Regions from separate parts of the Homo sapiens genome. Here region 2 is linked to region 1. The links are chromatin contacts, found by Hi-C in ENCODE. All regions are on one chromosome and are shown on one strand. The core of a region is the stretch at or near the end of the contact, and the rest is flanking DNA. Distances in the headings are between cores, read along the strand shown.

The links. Hi-C counts contacts between places; a loop is a spot of excess contacts on that map. Pooled maps may share reads with other maps.
Region 2: a map of GM12878 shows a loop between it and region 1 (2.3-fold over the local background). The contact joins the enhancer-like site here to the promoter of ZBP1 in region 1. A Hi-C loop is called at or near these places in 1 of 168 maps with a recorded cell type or tissue (GM12878), 12 of 37 single-sample maps with no recorded cell type and 5 of 50 pooled maps.

Annotation. Positions count from the first base shown.
Region 1 is chr20:57,617,666-57,622,460 of GRCh38, forward strand. It overlaps ZBP1 (Z-DNA binding protein 1), which reads right to left and starts at 2,761. Exons shown (of 8, transcript NM_030776.3): 1 at 2,597-2,761. The coding sequence starts at 2,630. RefSeq lists enhancers at 314-1,173, 1,351-1,460, 2,541-2,590, 2,721-3,010.
Region 2 is chr20:58,455,494-58,460,486 of GRCh38, forward strand. APCDD1L (APC down-regulated 1 like) reads right to left here. Exons shown (of 4, transcript NM_153360.3): 4 at 3,608-4,993. Among named protein-coding and RNA genes, the nearest start is that of APCDD1L-DT, 57 kb to the right of the region's middle. RefSeq lists enhancers at 3,162-3,301, 3,432-3,541. Within about 2 kb of position 3,003, at least 2 of the 41 ENCODE cell types and tissues checked have a DNase peak (open chromatin) inside an H3K27ac peak, as active enhancers do; they include GM12878, where a contact is called at or near this core.

The DNA.
Region 1 (4,795 bases), core at 1,511-4,010:
GGGCAACATAGTGAGACCCCCATCTCTACAAAAAAAGAGAAAAATCAGGTAGGTACGATGGCATATGCCTGTAGTCCCAGCTGCTTAAGAGGCTAAAAGTGGGAGGATCGCTTGAATCTAGGAGGTAGCAGTTGCAGTGAGCTATGAATGCACCACTGCACTCCAGCCTGGACAAGACCCCATCTCTGGAAAAAAAAAAAAAAAGGACTGAATGAGTGAGTGTCTGTCTCTAGGGACAGACGTTTACCCAATAGACCCTGGGCAGGGCCCGGGTAGCTTCTCCTTGGCCAGTTGGCAATGTGCTGCTGTTTCCTGGCCTGAGTTTAATGAGGACTAAGCAGGACCCCAAGAGGTTCAAGGAGGAATTCTCCAAATGGCCCCTGCTCCTCCTGAGGCAGCTCTTAAAAATCAAAACCATTAGCTCACACAATGATTAAAAGATCAAAGCCAGCTGCTCTGCCCAGAGATGAGGCTGGGGCAGACGCAGGTTACGGGCAGCACCTGGCAGCCAGCAGCCTGGGAGAGCCACTGTGGGCGGGGGCCCCACCTGTCACCAGGAAGCTTCTGCTTCAAGGAACCTGAGGGCAGTGCATGGGAGAGCCCTTCTTGGAAAGACCTGAGTTCCCCTTCCAGGACAGTGACTCAGTCCTTTGTCATCTGGGCTTTCTTTCCTGTTCAGAGGATTCTCCAGGTTTGCCCAGGGTTCCTTGGTCACAGCACTTGTAGGGGAGGGAAGAATCAGTTTGTGCCTCACCCTGATGGTTACAACGCTGACCGGCTTGCCGTGTGCAGGTGAAGACCAATTAGAAGACCTGGGAATTCCCACTCCTGCGCCCACCAAACTCCCCCACCGGCAGCCAGCAGCACCTCCATGCACCTGACTTCACACCTGGCTTCACCTTGTCTCGCAGAGTTTTTTGTTTTTTGGTTTTGAGATGGAATTTCGTTCTTGTTGCCTGGTCTGCGGCTGCAGTGGTGTGATCTCGGCTCACTGCAACCTCCACCTCCTGGGTTCAAGCAATTCTCTTGCCTCAGTCTCTCAAGTAGCTGAGATTACAGGCACGCACCACTACACCCGGCTGATTTTTGTATTTTTAGTAGAGACAGGGTTTCCCTTTTTGGCCAGGCTGGTGTCAAACTCCTGACCTTGGGTGATCCCCGCAACTCAGCCTCCCAAAGTGCTGGGATTGCAGGCGTGAGCCACTGCGCCTGGCCGCAGTTTTGATTCTGGAAGGCTGACCTTAGGGAGCCACTGCCTCGGCTCCACACACCCCAGAGGAGATGGGGGTCAGAGGTGTGGATGCAGGACAAGCACTGGCCCTGGGCTGGCCTCGACTGCTGAGTCCCAGGCTACTGTGTCTGAAAATGGGAAATTGTAAAATGGAGCAGGTGTAGGCAACAATTTGGTCACAAAAGGAAAATCAACTGGGGAGGAAGACAAGAAAAGCCAGCGAGGGCTGAGTCCGGAACCTGCGTCAGCACCCGTGAGTCCCCGAAGAGGAAGCTCCACAGGACCTCCGCGGTCAGCCCGGCTCCTGGGCCACACCCTGACATTAGCCCTCCCGGGGCACACTCTGTGTTGGTTTTTTAAAATTCTGATGGCTGATTTCCTGGGTTTGAGCTCCTAGCCCTGCCAACTACTAGCTGTGTGACCTCCCCTCCGGCTTCAGGTTCCTCTTCTGTGAAATGGAGACAGTAATAACTACTTCAAAGATTGTGGTGAGGATTAAAAACAAAACAAACACATCCCCCAAACCGCAAAACCACACTTCACCTACAGTCCACAGCGCTTAGTGGAGACCCTAGAGAACAGCAATTACTCGATACACTATTGGCTTTCATTGCAACTCTTCCAGGAATAAAATGAATGAAATGTTAGTTGAGGAAAGGATGCAACAAGGGGGAACAAAGGCACACATGTATCTCATCAAAGCAAACCGCTTTGTTCTCGATATGACTGTGACATGGGTGTTCAGACGCTAACACCAGCGTTCGCCAGCTGTGTTACCCTGAGAGTGTCATTTCACCTCTCAGGGCCTCAGTTATCTATAAAATGGGAATGACATGGCACTTGTCCCTGCAGGCCATCAGGAAATGCTTGGAAAGCATGTTTCGAGGTGCCTGGGGCACAGTCAGCTGTCAAAGGGGGATGGCTATGCTGTCCCTTTCTATTTTTTTTTTTTTTTTCTGAGATGGAATCTCACTCTGTCACCCAGTCTGGAGTGCAATGGCGACATCTCAGCTCACTACAACTTCCACCTCCCGGGTTCAAGCGATTCTCCAGCCTCAGCATCCCGAGTAGCTGGGATCACAGGCATGCGCCACCATGCCCGGTTAATTTTTGTAATTTTAGTAGAGATGGGGTTTCGCCATGTTGGCCAGGCTAGTGTCAAACTCCTGAGCTTAAACAGTCCACCTACCTCGCCTCCCAAAGTGCTGGGATTACAGGCGTGAGCCACCACGCCCAGCTGGTCTACTATTCTTTAGGATACTGCTATTGTCATCATGATCTGGACCAAGCGAAACAGGAGGAAAGAGAAGTAGAAATCTCACCCCGGGAGCTACCGCTGGTCCTTGGAAGGAAGAAGTACTGTACCTTCTCTGCCCGGGTCAGCAGGAGCCTGGGCCATGCTGACAGCAGCTGCAAGGAGTCGGAGAGACTTGGCAGGTGTGCAGGCTTCTGCACTGTGGCCCTGAGAGGGTGGGCTAGGTCGAGGCTGGGGCTTCTGAAGTGGCCGAGCCTGGTGCTTCTTGCAGCTCTGAACCCACAAGGGGAGGGATGCCAGCTTCCACTGGGCAGGTGTCAGCTGCTTACAGCCCGGAAATAGATGCCTAGCCAGGCCGGCCAGATTCGGTTTCAGGAGAAAAAGAAAATGAAACTTCTCTGTTCGTCTTTTGAAAGAAAAAAAAAGTGGAAGCCAGGTGGATGAGCAAGACAGAGTTGGGGACCTGACTTGATGTTGACAGGGAGGAGCTGTAAACTTGGCAAGACCAGAGCGTCCTCCGAAGAGGCCTTTGAGACAGAGGACTTCCCTCACCTTCCCCGTTCCAGGCACAGCCCACCTGGACCTCTACATTTTTATTTTCTGAATCAGCATCAGAGAACTGAAGAAAATAAAAATAAAAAAAAGAGCATGCACCACGTGGAGGGGGATGCCAGGGCGTGGCATCACTCTGATGATGTGAGGGGCTGGGGCTGGTTATCTGGTTTCTGTGTTTTTGTTTGTTTTTGAGACAGGGTTTCTGTCATCCAGGCTGGAGTGCAGTGGCGTGATCACGGCTCACGGCAGCCTCGACCTTCCGGACTCCAGCGATCCTCCCACCTCTCAGCCTCCCTAGTAGCTGGGACCACAGGCCTAGACCACCATGCCCGGCTAATTTTTGTATTTTCTGTAGAGATGGGGTTTCATCGTGTTGCCCAGGCTGGTCTCAAACTCCTGGGCTCAAGCGATCTGCCTGCCTTGGCCTCCCACAGTGCTGGGATTCCAGCCGCAAGCCCCCACGCCCGGCCCCGCTGGTTCCTGTAGTACTTCCTCCTCGGGGACTCACAGGTGCTACAGAGGCACCGTCCCCAGCTCTCAGTGGCTTTTCTTGTCTTCTTCCAGTTTGTTTCCCTTGCCCACACTAGGGGCAGAACATTTAGGTGCGTGAAGGCCCTGAGATTGTTCTTGTGTGTATCCATGTGAGCCTCTTTAATGAACACCTATTATGCGTTTTCCAATCTCAAGTGCTCCTCCAACCCATCTACAGGGTAGGGGCCAGTTCTGTCTTCTTCTCAGGGGGGAAACTGAGGCTAGAAAGGCAAGATCACTTGTCCAAGGCCACACAGAGTCCATGACAGAGCTTGTCCTGTCCATTCCCCAATTGTGTTTCCTGATCTATAACACCCAGAAGTCACTGGTGAATCACCCTTAGTGCACAGATGGCGTGGAGTTCCCCGCCTCATCATAAAACTTGCTTATTAATTCCAGAGTCAGATGCCTGGGGTCAGCAGCCGAGTGGTTCGGAATGCAAGCCTGGGTCAGCATGCTTGGGTCCAAACCTGGCTCCGCCATTTACCGGCTGTGTGACCTCGGACAAATTATTTAACCCCTCTGTGCCTCAGTTTCCCCATGTGTAAAAGGACTTAATCAAAGGACCTAGCGCATGGGGTCGAGGTGAGGACCTAAGGGGCTGATACAGCCCAGCTGTCGGGCTAGAGCCCCAGAGCCATCCGTAGTCACGGGCACCGTGGTCACCTCACAGGAATGCTTCTGGGAGAGGACCCGTTGCTTACATAATTCTCAAAAGGGCCAGTGACCTCAGAAAAACTCAGAGCCACTGTTCTCTTCCAGATCACAGAAGGAGGAACTGAGGCCCACAGAGGTGAATGCTGTGTACAAGGCCCCCCAGCTTTTGGCAGCCAAGGGGGTTGAGAGCTCAGCCCTGGAAGTCCCTGGACTTGGGGTCTGTGTCTCATCTGCAGAGGGCTGGGAGGGCTAGAGACGTCTGTGCTCCTTGCAGACCCCATTTATGCATAAGGAGCAGCTTAGCGGCAAATACAAATGGAAAGGGGGTCCGGAGGTTTATCCTGAAGCTATCTGTCTTTGCAGAGCGAGCACCTGGAGCCCAGGTCTTCCGCCCTGCCTGCATGTTAAGTGTTTGAAGCAAAAAAAAAGTCTCAATGCCCAGGCCGGCCCAGACTAGTCAACTCCAACCTCTGCGGCTGGGGCCCGAGGGTGAGATTTTTTATGCTCCTGGGTGACTTTTCCTGCTTCCAGGTGGAGAACCAGTAAGTCTGGGGCAAGTCAATAAC
Region 2 (4,993 bases), core at 1,753-4,252, 840 kb after region 1:
CAGTGATAAATTACCCATCAGCTTTCCAGATTCCAGAATTTTGCTGACATCTCCTGTTGGCTATGTTCTTATTTCCTTTTCTGTTTATTCCTGTGACCTTGTGCCCTTTAATTCTTTCCCATAATTTGTTGGGACTTCAGAAGGAAGTGGAGCTAAAGGCATGTGTCTGCCTGCCCCATCTTGGCTGGAAGTTGGGAAGGCCTTCCTTCCAAGGCACCCAGCATAGCACCTGGCACATGATGGATGCTCAGCAAATGTCTGTGGGTCTTCTTTTTACTAAACAGGCAGTTGATTTCACCAGAAGTAGTGACCACCTAAGTTTTGGTAATTTTTTTTCTCCTGAGGGATTAAAAACAATGCCAAATGCAGGAGTGAGAGTAGTAGGTTATTAATAACCCCTAGGAAATACATACTGTATCACAGGACAAAGACCCATCCTCACTAAGAGTTTGTTTTGTTTTGTTTTGAGACGGAGCCTTGCTCTGTTGCCCAGGCTGGAGTACAGTGGCATGATCTCGCCTCACTGCAACCTCCACCTCCCGGGTTCAAGTGATTCTCCTGCCTCAGCCTCCCGAGTAGCTGGGACTACAGGTGCTTGCCACCACGCCTGGCTAATTTTTTGCATTTTTAGGAGGTGGAGTTTCACCGTGTTAACCAGGATACTCTTGGTCTCCTGACCTCGTGATCTACCCACCTCAGCCTCCCAAAGTGCTGGGATTATAGGCGTCAGCCACCAAACCCGTTTTTTTTTTTTGTTTTTTTTTTTTTTTTGCCATTTCTCTCAAAATACGTTATTGATTCCATTTGAATCACTTACTATTTTGGGTCTTCCCGTAACTGATGTTGGGGCTGGTTGGCTCCAGGAACCATCAGGTTTCAGCCCATTTTATTGATAAAGAAACTGAAGCTGGCAGGGTCGGGGGTGGGGGAGATGGAGGCTCCAAAACTAAGAAAGGAAAGCCTTGGGTACCTGTGTGAGGCTGAGGCTCTCCCAGTCTCCCTGACCTTTGGGGGATGAGAAGCTTGAGATGGAGTCTCAAGGCACCTCTTACCAGGCCCTGTGGCCTCCTATTTGGGGAGAGCAGTGGTCTTCAATGCCTTTCTAGATATATCCTGGCTACTAGAAAACAGATGTCCTCAAGTTCACAGGCCTGGGTTCTGCTCTGCTCATCTGATTAGAAAAAAAGTCAGCAACATCGAAATTCCAGGCCAGTATAGTGTGTGGGTGTCATCTTGCTGCTTGAATTCGGAGTCTCCAATCAGGTCTTGGAACATGTATTCTTTTAACTGGTATTTATTGACCTCCTACTATGTGCCCGGCACCATTCTAACACTGGGGATCCACAGAGAACAAGACAGACAAGGACCCTGCTGGCAAGGAACTCATTCTAGAGGAGAGGGGCTAACAATAGGTGAAAACCAACAAACGGGATTTTTTTCAGATTTCGGCCACTGACAAATGCTGTGATGAAGTCACTGCGCTGTGGTGGGCGCTATCTTTGGGGTGGTCAGGGGTGAGGTGGGCAGAGCCTTCCAGGTGAGGGAGAACTGGAGCCAAGACCTTGAGAGGGACTGGGTTCCATGGGACTGCAGGAGAGCAAGGAGGCCACTGTGGCCGAAATGGAAGGTAGAGGTGTCAGGTGGGCAGGAGGAGGGTCTGTCTGGAAGCTTGGAAGGGTGGTTTTAGGGAATGTCGACAGGTCATTTGTGCTCATGCTGACATCCATTTAAGCGGGGTTGTGTGTGTGAGAAGGAGCAGGCTTTCAGTCTCAGAACCATCAGGAGCGGACTGGAGGCTGCACGCTACTGTTCAAGTCCCCTCTTGAAGTGGGAACAGCTCTTCCCTGCTTGTCTCCGGTCTGCGATGCTAATGGGTATGAATCAGCCCTGACCAGGCCCTGATGCAGTGCTACATTCTGCGTCAGAAAGCTCCAGTCCCTCGTGTCTGAGTCACCTGTGCCCCCAGGAGAGGATGCACAGACCAGGGCCACGTGCTGGTGGGCCTGCGTCACCAAGCCACACACTGCTGTTCAGCCCGGTAGCACCGCTGGGAGATTAAAAGCATGCGCTTAGTGAAAGGCAAAGAGCTTCTTTTGATAACCAGCATCTGTTAGTTAATGGACCTCTGAGAGCTGTATACAATTTCAACTTTTTATTAAAGAAAAAAAGCTCATTTGCTCTCCTGGGAGTTGCACAATGAAATTATCAACTGCATGGGCTTCCCACCCACCCCCCACCTTTCAACGTGACTGAACATGCAATGGAGAACATTAATTTTATCTGGAAATAGGACTCTAGGCTTTCCTCCCCGTCTGTAGATGAGAGCGCTCTCACGTTTTATGTGAAGGGCAGAGACTTAAGGGGCGGGAGCAAAGGGCTGGAAGGAAGGCTTGGTGCCCATGGGCCTCTGGCCCTGTACCAGACAGTCTCAGCCCCTCAGCCTCTGAAATGACCCCTTCCTTTATCAGCCCAGAGTCTTGGAAGCCCTGACCTTCTGCCTGGGAGAAAAGGGATGGTTGCCCTTTCTTCAGCCTTCGTAGCTCCGAGCAGCATCACCTGCCCCCAAACTAACAAGCCCCAGCGAGCAGAGAGCAACTAAGTCCAACTGAGGGGATCCAGGAAGCTGCTGTCCTGCTCAACACACTCCTTCTCATTAGGGATGGCATCCCACGAAGCAACACTAAATTGCCTTCCCCAAATAAAATCAAGGAATCCTATTCCCTCCAAGAGTGAGGAGGACACCCCAAGCCCGTGGGCTGTGATACAGAGGCCCGGATCTCAGGCTCTGGAGCCCAGCCCCTTCTCTCTGTGCCTTAGTGTCCTCGCGCGCAAGACGCAGAGACTCACACACCTCTCACTGACTCAGCTGGGCCTCTCGAGGGTCGCTGAATCTGGTAGATGGAGGTGATCCGTTCACGGGTCTCAGTGTGAGGCTTAACAGGGATAACCAACATTTACTGAGTCACATATTTATTGAAGTTCTTTCTACCATGCACCAGGCACACTGGACCCTTCCGGAAAGATCGCAGGAAGCGAGTCAGAGCCGAGTCTTTTTCGTTGGAGCTTACATTCTAGGCAAATAAGGTCATTTCCGCCAGTGATCAGTTTTCATGACAAAGAACATACAACTGTGATGCAGTGGACTGACAGAAGGACCAGGGAAATGGGGCTGCTCTTTGGGATGCGAATGGTGACATCTTCAGGAGACAACATCTGGTCTGAGACTTGATTGAAAAGAAAGTGCTCAACTTCTGAAGGTCTGGGGGAAGAGAGGCTAGGCGGAAATCAGGGCTTGTGCAAAGGCCCCAAGGCAGCAAGAGCTCCTGTGATCAAGAAACAGAGAGAAGGCCAGTGTGGCCGGGGCATGTGGAGGCGTGGCTGAGCCTTGCAGGCAACAGCGAGCCAGAAGTCGGGCTTTTATTCTGAGTGCAGTGGAAGCCCCTGGGGGGTTTTCAGCAGGACAGGCAGTGGCATGAAAGCAGAACTGAGAGAGCTGGGGTTTACCTCCACTGGTTTTATTCTCTTTCACACATTCTCTGGAAGACACTCCACTTCCTTTCTTTAGAACTGTAATTCCCTTGGTTGACTTTAATAACCAGCAAGAACATTTTTCAGGCTGTTTAATTTTATTAAAAGGTTCAAATTTGATGATAAATGGTGGCATGGTTACTTCAAGCTTCGGATACAAGACCTGCTCAGCCGTGGACATATCATCGACACCCACTGCCATCCCCACCAGGAGCTCCCCCAACCCTGATGTAGTCTGAGACCGTAAATAATGTAATGATTTCTTGTACTTTGGTAAATATGCCAGGAACACTTGTAGCTGTCTGAGAGCTACAGAGAATACTAACTTGGTGGGCTTTTTTTTTTTTTAAGAGGAAGGATGGGTAATAAGTGGAAGCAATTTCAGCAGGCTGACTGAACCCCACACAGTCTCAGGGAGGAAAAGGGCTTCCCTCTGAAACCATCATTAACCTCACAGACAATTGTTCAAAATCTGTGATAAGAGCTAGAGATAGGGATCAGGAGGAGGAAGGAGGGGGTGAGTCATTGGCCCCCAGTCCTGAAAACCCTTGGGCCCACCAGGATGCCAGTTAATTTCACAGTGTACAGATGAGGCCCTGGGAACATGGGCAGAGTCCCTGGGGAGGCACAGCCTGTTCCCACCATGATGACAGTCCCCTCTGAGCAGAGGACACCAATATATTAGGATTATGGCAAGGAGGCTGGGCAAGGCGGAGCTGCCTAGATGTCGCCATGTAGCCTGGTGACCCCGACCTCTCCCTAGGGTGGGCCCAAAGATACACATTCGGAGATTCTCTTCCTTTGTCAGGCAGGCACAGGCAATCTTGGCAACCGAGGATGGCTGGGCAGGGCGAATTGCAGAGCGCGTTAGTGTTACGGCTGTCATTACTATTAACTATGTTCAGAAGGCTGGAAATGCTGCTCCCCTCCAAAGACCTGCCCCCAGCAGCCAGCCTGGTGCACACTGGCATTTGCCTGGGCCAGGAAGGCTTGGAGGCCGCAGGCTGCTCTGGGGAGGCCATGCTTCTCAGCTTAGATGGAGTCCTCTTCATTTTGCATGCTGGCCCGGGAAAACTGGATTTATCCACATGCAGTGTTGGCAGCTTGAGGTCCGACTCGCAGAAGCACAGGCAAATGCAGACGAATGCCAGCAGTCAGGACTCAGGAAAGCTGAGCTGCCCCTGAAGACACAAGCCCTTTGCCCAAAAGCTGAGAAGCACTGAAAGCCCGAAGTGGCATCTTTAATTCATGGCACCACTTAGAGATCGTATTGCTAAATTCGAATTAATAATCTTTAAACAACAACCTACAGACATGGCAGAACTGTAGGCCTCGTCCCTAGGCAGAGCCTCAGGATCTCCTCTTGCTCCCATCTTGGAATCCCAAGGGTCAGGATGGGAAGAACTGGGGGGAACATGGGATGGGGGTGTTCCGTGTGGCCCCCTGACTGCACCTGTTGGCGAGC